Regions from separate parts of the Homo sapiens genome. Here region 1 is linked to region 2. A link is a loop called in an ENCODE intact Hi-C map of the cell type or tissue named here. Cell type or tissue: PC-3. All regions are shown on one strand.

Region 1 (5,000 bases), 150 kb after region 2:
TGTGTTCCTCTTTGTTGAGAAGGGATGACAAAACTCTGTAGTTACTTTTGATTTTTAGAAGCTTGAAATCAGTTGACTTGCATTTAACCGTTGTTGATCTTTGACTCCACAAGAAAAAATGGGGAATCATTGTTATTTACTTACACTAGATTAACAATTAACATTATTTGACACATACATTTTATGGGCCTTGAAACTTAATGGAGTTATTATGATTGATATGTGTTTTATATATTTTCCATAGTCATTACTCCAGGCATGAAAAATTGAAAGCACACCCTCCATACCACACAGAAGTGTTTGCCCTTTCTTGCTCGGTTTTTTTCCAAGTGTACTTGAAAACGTGCTTGTTTTTGCATATACAGATGTATATTCGTAAGTACATGCAGAAACACAAATAATACATGTTTGGAGTTGCAAATTTGTTTTGACATAAATGGGGTCCCATAACTTGCCTTTTCATCTCACAGAATGTCTTGGAGATCATTGTATTGGTGTTTTTTCTGTCTACCTCATTCTTTTTTTTTTGTAGTAAATACATAACATACATTTACAATTTTAACCACTTTAAAATGTACAGTTCAGCAGCATCTAGTACATTCACAATGTTGTGCAGCTATCACTACTATCTAGTTTCAGAACATTTTCATCACCCCAAAAGAAAACCATTAAAAGCAGTCATTCCCCATCCCTCCCTTTTCTAGTCCTTGGCAACCACTATTCTGCTTTCTGTCTCTAGGAATTTGCCTATTTAGAATATTTCATATAAATGAAACCATATAATACGTGGCCTTTTGTGTCTGGTTTCTATTACTTAGCATAATGTTCTCAAGATTCATGTTATAGCATATGTTAGAATTGCATTCCTTTTTATGGCTGAGTAATATTCCACTGTATGGATATGCCACATGATGTTTATTCATTCATCAGTGAACATTTGGATTGTTTCTACCTTTTGGCTGTTGTGAATACTGCTGCTGTGAACATTTGTGTATAGGCTTTTGTGTGGATAAATGTTTTTATTTCTTTTGGATATATACCTGCAAGTGGAATTGCCGAGTCAAACGGTTACTGTATGTTTAACTTTCTCAGAAACTGACAAATGTTTTCCACAGGGGCTGCACCATTTTACAAGGGTTCCGGTTTCTCCATGTTCTTGCGAACACTTGTTTTCTGGTTTTAAAAAAATGATAGACTGGGCGTGGTGGCTCATACCTGCAATCTCAGCACTTTGGGAGGCTGAGGCGGGAAGATCACTTGAGGCCAGGAGTTCGAGACCAGCCTGGCAATATGGCGAAACCCTGTCTCTCCTAAAAATACAAAAAAATTAGCTGGGTGTGGGCGTGGTGGCATACACCTATAATCCCAGCTATTCGGGAGGCTGAGGCACTAGAATCATTTGAACCTGGGAGGTGGAGGTTTCAGTGAGCTGAGATTGCACCACTGCACTCCAGCCTGGGTGACAGAGTGAGACTCTGTCTCGGGGAAAAAAAAAATTATAGCTATCCTAGTGGATATGAAATTGTATTTTTGTTTTGTTTTGTTTTTTTTGAGATGGAATCTTGCTCTGTCTCCCAGGCTAGAGTGCAGTGGCATGATCTTGGCTCACTGCAACCTCTACCTCCTGGGTTCAAGTGATTCTCCTGTCTCAGCCTCCCATATAGCTGGGATTCAGGTGCGCACCACCACACCCTGCTAATTTTTGTATTTTTAGTAGAGACGGCGTTTCACCATGTTGGCCAGGCTGGTCTTGAACTCCGACCTCAGGTGATCTGCTTGCCTCAGCCTCCCAAAGTGCTGGGATTCCAGGTGTGAGCCACCGCACCAGGCCCTCACTGTATTTTTTAAAAAATCTTACATGTCCTTCCAGTGAATCATTGTATTTTGATTTTAGTTTCCCTTGTGACTATTGATGTTGAACATCTTTTGTCTATTCATGTCCTATGCCCGTTTAAAAGCTGTGGTGTTTGTCTCTTGGCTGTTGAGTTTAAGAGTTCTTTATATATTGTGGATAGTACACCTTTATCAGATATATGATTTGCAAATATTTTCTCCCCTTCTATGGATTGTCTTTTCTGACTTTATTCTTTTTAATGGCTGAAGGCTGTTACCTGGCATTGATGAGCCTTATATTAACTCTTTCTGTTAATAGTTTCCCCTTTTGCTCTTAAAGCCGCAAAGAGTTGTTTGATCTATTTATGAGAATAACTTAAATTTTTAAAAATCTAGCTTGGTACAAAGGAAGAGCAGAAACTGGTTCAACTCTCTTGGTCTATTTTCTGTCCACTTATGTGCTTATTTGCCGTTTTTTGTTTTGTCTAGACATTGGGCATGTTCATTAGTCACATGTTATGTTTATGCACTGGAACTTTTTTCTTGCCATTAGTATTTAATGTAGGATTTCTAACTAGGTTAAATATTTATATAAAAATAACACCACAGATTGATAGTTTAAAGCACAGAATGAAAAGAGGACAAAATGTCTACATTTACAACACTCTGGCCACCTGGTGTTTTTTGGTGGGATTAAAGAAACCTAATTTGTCAGTGCAGCCTCTGAGGGTGACCAGTTAACAGGCATGTGGATTGTTTAAACATTTCCTTGAAAAAAATAACAAAATTAATGTTAGTCCTGTTAATACTGTGGTTGATGAGCTGGTATACCATCTAGGTGCCCAGTAAAAGAAAGACATGCACGCTAACATTTGGATTAGGAAATTACATTCAGGAATAATTTTTGTGAAGTACCCATTTTTTTTGCCGGGGGGTTGGTGGGGGCAGAAATATCCCTTTCAAATCGTTTTATTTTACATCTTCTTATTTTCTTTCATAACAACACCTCTGTGAGGAAAGTTAGACATTATTCTGTTTTGGAGATTGAGGAATGAAGGCATCCAGCCAAGTGGGAGGTGGTGGGGTATGCTGTGGTTAAGAGCACAGATTTGGAATCTGACTCAATACTGCAGCACCTACCAGTGGTGTGACAGGGGCTGTGATGTCTAGAAGCCTCAGTTTTCTGATTTGTAATCAGAGAAGATAGTGGTAATGACAGCTAATTCCGAGGGAAGTTGGAGGATTAAATGAGAGAGTATTTGGGGTGTTCAGCCTAGTTCATGGCTCATGGGAAGTCCTCAGCCGATGGGAATGGCAGGACACAGCTGCACCCAGCTGGGGAGCAGGAGTGTTCCATATTCAGATCTCTGATGTTCTTGTCACCAAACCATTTACTTTTTCCTGTTTGTAAAACCCTTACTTCCCTCTATGTTAAGAGCCAGTCACATGATGGCAAAATAATTTGTGTCAATGCAATCTGTTGCAGTTACATTTATGTAAAAGTGATTGATTTCATTGACTTCCTCTTCACCATATAGTGTTCCAGTTGATAATCACTTCCAAAAAGTTGAAGACCATTTCTCAGAATCAGAAAAATTTGAATAATTTTAAATAATTTTATAAGGTTTAACAGCTTATATAAAAAAATAGGTTTCTGGCTGATCACCGTGGCTCACGCCTGTAATCCCAGCACTTTGGGAGGCCAAGGTGAGTGGATTGCTTGAGCCCAAGAGTTGGAGACCAGCCTGTGCAATGTGGCGAAACCCCATCTCTACTAAAAATACAAAAAAATTAGTTGGGTGTGGTGTCATGTGTCTCTAGTCCCAGCTACTTGGGAGGCTGAGATGGGAGAATCACCTGAGCCTGGGAAGTTGAGACTGCAGTGACCCTAGATCATACCACTGCACTCTAGCCTGGATGACACAGTGAGACCCTGTCTCAAAAAAGTTAGATTTCTGTTCCTCTTCCAATAACTACTGGGAAACAAACTAGTTCAGGCAGACAAAGAAGTATAGAGAAAATATAATAAACATTGTAAATGTACCTCCAGTTTAAGAAATGAGACACGAAAAACACCGCTGAAGTTCACTGTGTTATTCCAATTGTCCATTTCTGTGAGGACCCCCCCAGAAATAACCACTGACTTGAACTTGGTGTTTATCATTCAGAATTGAGTGTTTTTTTTAAAACATTGTATTATTTTTTTTTCCACAGCTATCTGCATCATATTGGTGCATTTACTGATCCGATACAGATTACATTTCTTGCCAGAGAGTGTTGCTGTTGTTTCTTTAGGTAAGTGTGTATTGGTGATTCCATAATAAAAGCAGTAACAATAACTACCATTTTTTGAGTGCCTCTTTAGTGCCAGGAACCACAAGAGATGCATCACATCCCTGATCTCATTTGATCCTCACTGCAACCTGCCCTAAGGGTGCTATGATCCCATTTTACAGATGAGGACACTGGGGCTCAAGAAGGGTAGTGACCTCCTAAAGGTCATGTAGAAGCCCAAAGGCCATACAGCTCTGTACAGCTCAAAGGCCCTTTCTTAGCCTTTTGCTTCTGGTAGAACTACCCTTGGGGAACATTGACCTCTACTGCTAGGCTAGGCTGACATCCAACTCAACTAAGGTAAGTAATGACACTTCATAGAATCACTCAATTTTATAGACAGAAGGGACTCTGACTTTACAGTTTAGGAGGAAGAAATGGCTCACTTAATGCCAGAGTCAGGTCTAAAGTCTTCAGAGAGCATTGTGCTCTACCCCACTTACATTTCTGTTTTGTTTCCTGTGCCAATTAACTGTTGAGATCTAGTTGCAGTGAATGAACCCGTGTAATAACAGGTGTGAATGCACACACAAGTTCATTGAAGTGGTTAGTGAAGGAAGAAGTGGGGAATTTCCGTAAGTGTAAGTTCAAGGCTAAAATGTGGGTGGAGACATGTAAGGCACAGTAAATAAAGTCTTACTAAGGTCAGCCAAAGCTTTTTATCAGTTTATTATATTGCAGTCACTTTTACTAGTTTCTACTTGCCTACTGATGGTATTTAATTTTTCCTGATCACTGCTGATGTTTAGAAATTAACTTTCATTGCCTGGTAGATCTTTAGTGGAGTAGTAATTCTTTCACAAGATAGTTATTGTTTAGATTAGCTTTGGAAA
Region 2 (5,000 bases):
ATCAAGCTCTTAGACTTATCTTCTGGTTTACAAAAATACAGTGGATTGGCCAGGCGCAGTGGCTCACACCTGTAATCCCAGCACTTTGGGAAGCCGAGGCAGGCGGATCACAAGGTCAGGAGTTCGAGACCAGCCTGGCCAACATGGTGAAACCCCATCTCTACTAAAAATACAAAAATTAGCTGGGCGTGGTGGTGGATGCCTGTAATCCCAGCTACTCAGGAGGCTGAGACAGGAGAATCGCTTGAACCCAGGAGGCAGAGATTGCAGCAAGCCGAGATCGTGCCACTGCACCCCAGCCTGGGTGACAAAGAGAGACTCCAACTCAAAAAAAAAACAACCAGAAAACTAGGGAACACATCAAAGTGACACTAGGCAATTCCAGAATGTAGGACATGCAATAATACTGGCCTGAACTCTTTCTCAAAGAGTTACTACAATGAGCAGTGGATGGGGTGAGAAAGCTACTAAAGACTAACAGACATAACCAAATGTAATATGTTATTTTGGGGATGGGGGCAGCTACAAATAACATTCTGAGCACCACTGGATGAGGACTGGATATTAGAAAGTATTATGATCACTTCTCGGCCTTCTGGCTAAGATCAAGTATTGAAAAGATTATGAAAGTACTGTTAATTTTCTTAGATGCAATAATAGTACTTTGATTAAACAGGAGAATGTCATTTTTTAAAGAGATGTGTGCTGAAGTATTTAAAGGTTAACTGCCTGGATAATTATCAACAATTTAACGTGGCTCAGTGGAGAAAGCAGAGCCACAGTTCAAACAAAAAAAGCAAAATAGTGGTAACTGTTGACTCCAGATGGAAGATAATGCTTTTATTGTGTTATTCTTGCAACTTTTCTGTAAGTTTGAATTTTTTCATAATAAAAAGTTCTGGGGGCCAGGCATGGTGGTTCACGCCTGTAATCCCACCACTTTGGGAGGCCGAGGTGGGCGGATCACGAGGTCAGGAGATTTAGACCATCCTGGCTAACACAGTGAAATCCCATCTCTATTAAAAATACAAAAAAAAAAAAAAAAAAAAAAAAATTAGCCAGGTGTGGTGGCAGGTGCCTGTAGTCCCAGCTACTCGGGAGGCTGAGGCAGAGCTTGCAGTGAGCCGAGACTGTGTCACTGCACTCCAGCCTGGGCGACAGAGCAAGACTCCATCTCAAAAAAAAAAAAAAAAAAGATGTGGGAAAAGTTTGGTTTGGGATGTATCTAGATTGCCAACTAAACCTAAATCAAAGTATACTAATATTAAAAATCCTGTAAATGGGCCAGGAATTGTTACAGAGGGAATAAAGACCCTAGCAATGTTCACATAAGAAGTTAAAGCACTGCGGGGTTTTTCTATGCCCGTAAAGTATTCTTTAGTCTTTGGAATCAAGAACTGCATTTAGGGTCGGGTGTGGTGGCTCATGCCTGTAATCCCAACACTTTGGAATTACAAAATCCCAGGAATTAGTAACTTTTTTTAGTGAGTCTGCAAATGTTACTGAATAAGCCAGCCGCAGGACTGCTCATGGAAGGGGAAGGGAGGCACAGGAGACCGAGGTGGGAGGATCACTTGAGCCCAGTAGTTACAGAGACCAGACCAGCCTGGGAAACATAGCGAGACCCCATCCCTATTAAAAAAAAAAAAGAAGAAGAAGAAGAAAAAGAATTGCATTTAGTCTTTACCTATAACGTCCTATAATGTCATAGGTGAACTAAAAGAAATGATAAATATATCCTCCTGTTGTCTCTCAATGGCTTTCCACCACTTTCAAGGTCCAAATTCCTCATGCTTAGTATGACTCAGAAAAGTCCATAAAACCTGGCTCCTGCCTCTGGAATTTCAGTTCTTGCCACTCCCAACTCTACCCACAATGGACAGTTCTCTGGAACCTGCTAAGATCTCAGACAATGCTGCTCCTACTGGCTAGGTGCAAAGACACAAAAACTAAGATTTCAAAAGCAAAAAATCCCGGGAAAAATAATCTATCACAACAAAAGCATGAGCTCAGGAAGAAAAGGGAGTGGAGGGGATAAGAGCAGGGGAGGGGGACCAAACCCAACTTTGCCTCCCTTCCCCTTCCACGAGCAGCCTGGTGGCTGGCTTGTTCCGTGTGTTCAGTAACATTTGCAAGGACCAAAAAAATCACTAATTCCTAAGATTGCTGTTACTCTCAAACAAAAGTCAATTCCCAAGCCCACACACCCCACAGTCAAGCTGAGAGTTAAAACTCAGAAAACTCAAAGGCCTTAGGATACTGACCCTATGCTGGCAACCACATAGCTCAGAAATGCAACAAATATTAAATTATGGTGTCCTGTAATGGATTTACACTTTACTTTTAAATATTAACAAGACGGCCACAGGGAGTAAGTTTATCAAGGGATAAGAATCCTAACAGTACCTCCTAGTTCACTCAGAGGCCAATTAACATTTCCCACCACGCCCAACAACAAGGCTCCTGGGGGTGTTCAAAGTTGCTTATGACCCTGTGGAGCTATCAGCAGGTACCTCTGCCCCAGAACCTATTATGAGCAATGCACTAGGGGCTCGGTGCACAAGGAAACACCTGAACTACAACTACCCAAGCAAATATCATATCTTTGTAGGTTGTCGGGTTTCTTCAGCTGTCTGAAGATACAAAACCTCATGTGACTGTTTGATTTTTAGTCTCTTCTCACCTTGGTCTTCCTTTCTCACAGTTATTTTTAAAATCAGCAACTGGCTAATATTTGAAAACTGTCAGTAGCCAACTGTCCGTTTCACAATTAGATCACTGTTCAAAAGGAGCAGAATTTTCAACTCTAGACTTTAGTTCAACAAGCTAGCAAATCATTACAGGAATGAGTGACTTCATCTTTACAGCTGGGTCGCTGCACTATGAGGCTACACTAAAATATACCTAATTGTTGAATTCCAACATGTCTGTAGGCCCTCCCCGCATCTTCAAGGTTAGAGTTTTTATTATTGCATCCTCCCCCAACCCAACCCCCCCAGACAAAGCTTGGCATTTTCGGAATCCCTACTCATAAAGTGACTCAGTCCACCGATGGGCCAACTGACAAATCCTTAAGGGATTAAGATATTACCAGGTAAAAAGTGACTTTTAAAAATGTACATAATACATATATATGTAGAGAGAGAGAGTGTGTGTGTGTGTGTTACAGGAAAGCTATTAACTATACTATGAATAAAACAAAATTTCACTGAAAATAAAAGTGATCAGGTAGCACTGACTACAACCTTCTAAATTCCCCCTAAATGAATCCACAGAAAGACTTTCTTGAAGGGTCTTTTGCTAATTTGCGGTTAGAACACAACACACTCAAGAAAATGATGCTCACAGCAGGACACTAATACTAAGTAATTTCTGAGATTATGTCTGCATTTGTGCTAAATAATTTATGCTAGGAGCAGAAATAAAAGCAGAGATGAAGTTAAGCTATTGATTGAAGACTGTGCTAACCCCATTAAAAATAAAGAGAGGTATGAATGTGTGCCTTCACAACTCAGCTCAGGATATACTTGCCAACTGAGCTCTTCCTTCCGTAAGAAGGCCCATTGCTCTTGGCTACTGCGCAGGGGCTATGAAGGCCCCATGGTTCTAGGACTAGAGCAGATGCGTACAAACTCCCTAAAGTCACAGGAAGGAAGGGGAGGCACAACTGGAGAGAAGTTGGTGAACTGCCTCTCTGGCCCATAGGGGCATGAGGGCGGGGGGCACAGAATAAAACCATAAAGCAATAATTTTCACTATTTAAAAGAACAAGTCTAAATGGCACACATCCTCTGTGTCTAAGATGACTAGCACTGCTGTTTTTTGATGAGTCATCAAGGGCAGTCATGCTGAAAAGCAGGGATACTTCTGTATTCCACCTATGTAATCATTCCAAAATTATGGGATTGGAACATTACAATACCTATGATGTATGTCCTTATATTTGTATGTGTTTGTGTGCTTACCCTTAAGTGGTGTTTTTTGTTTTGTTTTGTTTTTGCTGACTTCTTTGTTCTAGGGGGTATTTCTGCAGCCTTCTCAGAAAAACCTCAGGGTATTAGAGAAGGTACAACTTGCTAATGGCATCTGGTGAGCATGGGCTGGAAGGGGAACCACCGGGAAACACAGTTGTCAATAACCACACCCGCTATGGTGCAAACATGACCCACATACAAACTGAAGTACAAGTACAACCCCTCCCAAAAGTCTAGCCCTAAGATAATAGCACAGAAACTAAGCCTAACAAGGTGCTTGGAACCTCTTCCTACCTGCACCAACCACCCTCTGCACACCATCCCCAGCAAGACCCCCTGCCTCCAACTCCCCTAAAGCAGCATTTCCAGGATAGCACTATTCTTTAATCCACTGACAACTTTGGCACTGGCTAAGGCTTACTATTTTTATCCCCTTTCACACCATTCTCTGAGCAGAAATGCTAGGTGCAAACATTTGTTGGTAATTATGTTAAAGTAAGTCTTCTTAAGAACAAATGGTAAAATGAATACATGAAAACTTTGCAATCTATTTTTGAAGAATTGTCTGCAAAAAGAGTGGAAATTGAGTTTTTCTTACGCAGCTGAAAGGATAAAACAAAAATTACATATAATCAGAACACAATATAAAATAAGGATCGTACTCCCCCAAAATTACATCTGTATTTGGCTGTGAGAGGTGAAATATCTTTGATTGATTGATTGATTGATTGATTTTTGGGATGGAGTCTCACTCTAACGCCCTGGCTGGAGTGCAATGGTGCAATCTCGGCTCACTGCCATCTCCGCCTCCCAAGTTGAAGCAATTCTCCTGCCTCAGCCTCCTGAGTAGCTGGGATTACAGGCATGTGCCACCATGCCCAGCTAATTTTTGTATTTTTTAGTAGAGACAGGAGTTTCACCATGTTGGTCAGGCTGGTCTCGAACCCCTGACCTCAGGTGATCTGCCCGCCTCAGCCTCCCCAAGTGCTGGAATTATAGGCGTGAGTCATCACGCCCAGCCTGAAA

The links. Hi-C counts contacts between places; a loop is a spot of excess contacts. Peaks named below come from ENCODE experiments on the same cell type or tissue, not always from the same donor. Only the 100,000 strongest peaks of a DNase experiment are listed, where the experiment ranks them.
Region 1: a loop joins it to region 2, with 2.0 times the contacts of the local background. A loop is called at or near these places in 5 of 110 quality-filtered maps.

Annotation. Positions count from the first base shown.
Region 1 is chr20:49,819,014-49,824,013 of GRCh38, forward strand. It overlaps SLC9A8 (solute carrier family 9 member A8), which reads left to right. Exons shown (of 16, transcript NM_015266.3): 3 at 4,048-4,128. Among named protein-coding and RNA genes, the nearest start is that of SLC9A8, 8.7 kb to the left of the region's middle. In PC-3, a CTCF peak has its summit at 2,985; no DNase peak of the experiment used is centred here.
Region 2 is chr20:49,673,053-49,678,052 of GRCh38, forward strand. The region is part of intron 1 of B4GALT5 (beta-1,4-galactosyltransferase 5); the gene reads right to left. Among named protein-coding and RNA genes, the nearest start is that of B4GALT5, 38 kb to the right of the region's middle. RefSeq lists an enhancer at 3,546-3,625. In PC-3, a CTCF peak has its summit at 1,951; DNase peaks (open chromatin) are centred at 1,829, 2,499, 3,009 and 3,829; H3K4me3 peaks cover 3,235 bases; H3K27ac peaks cover 3,892 bases.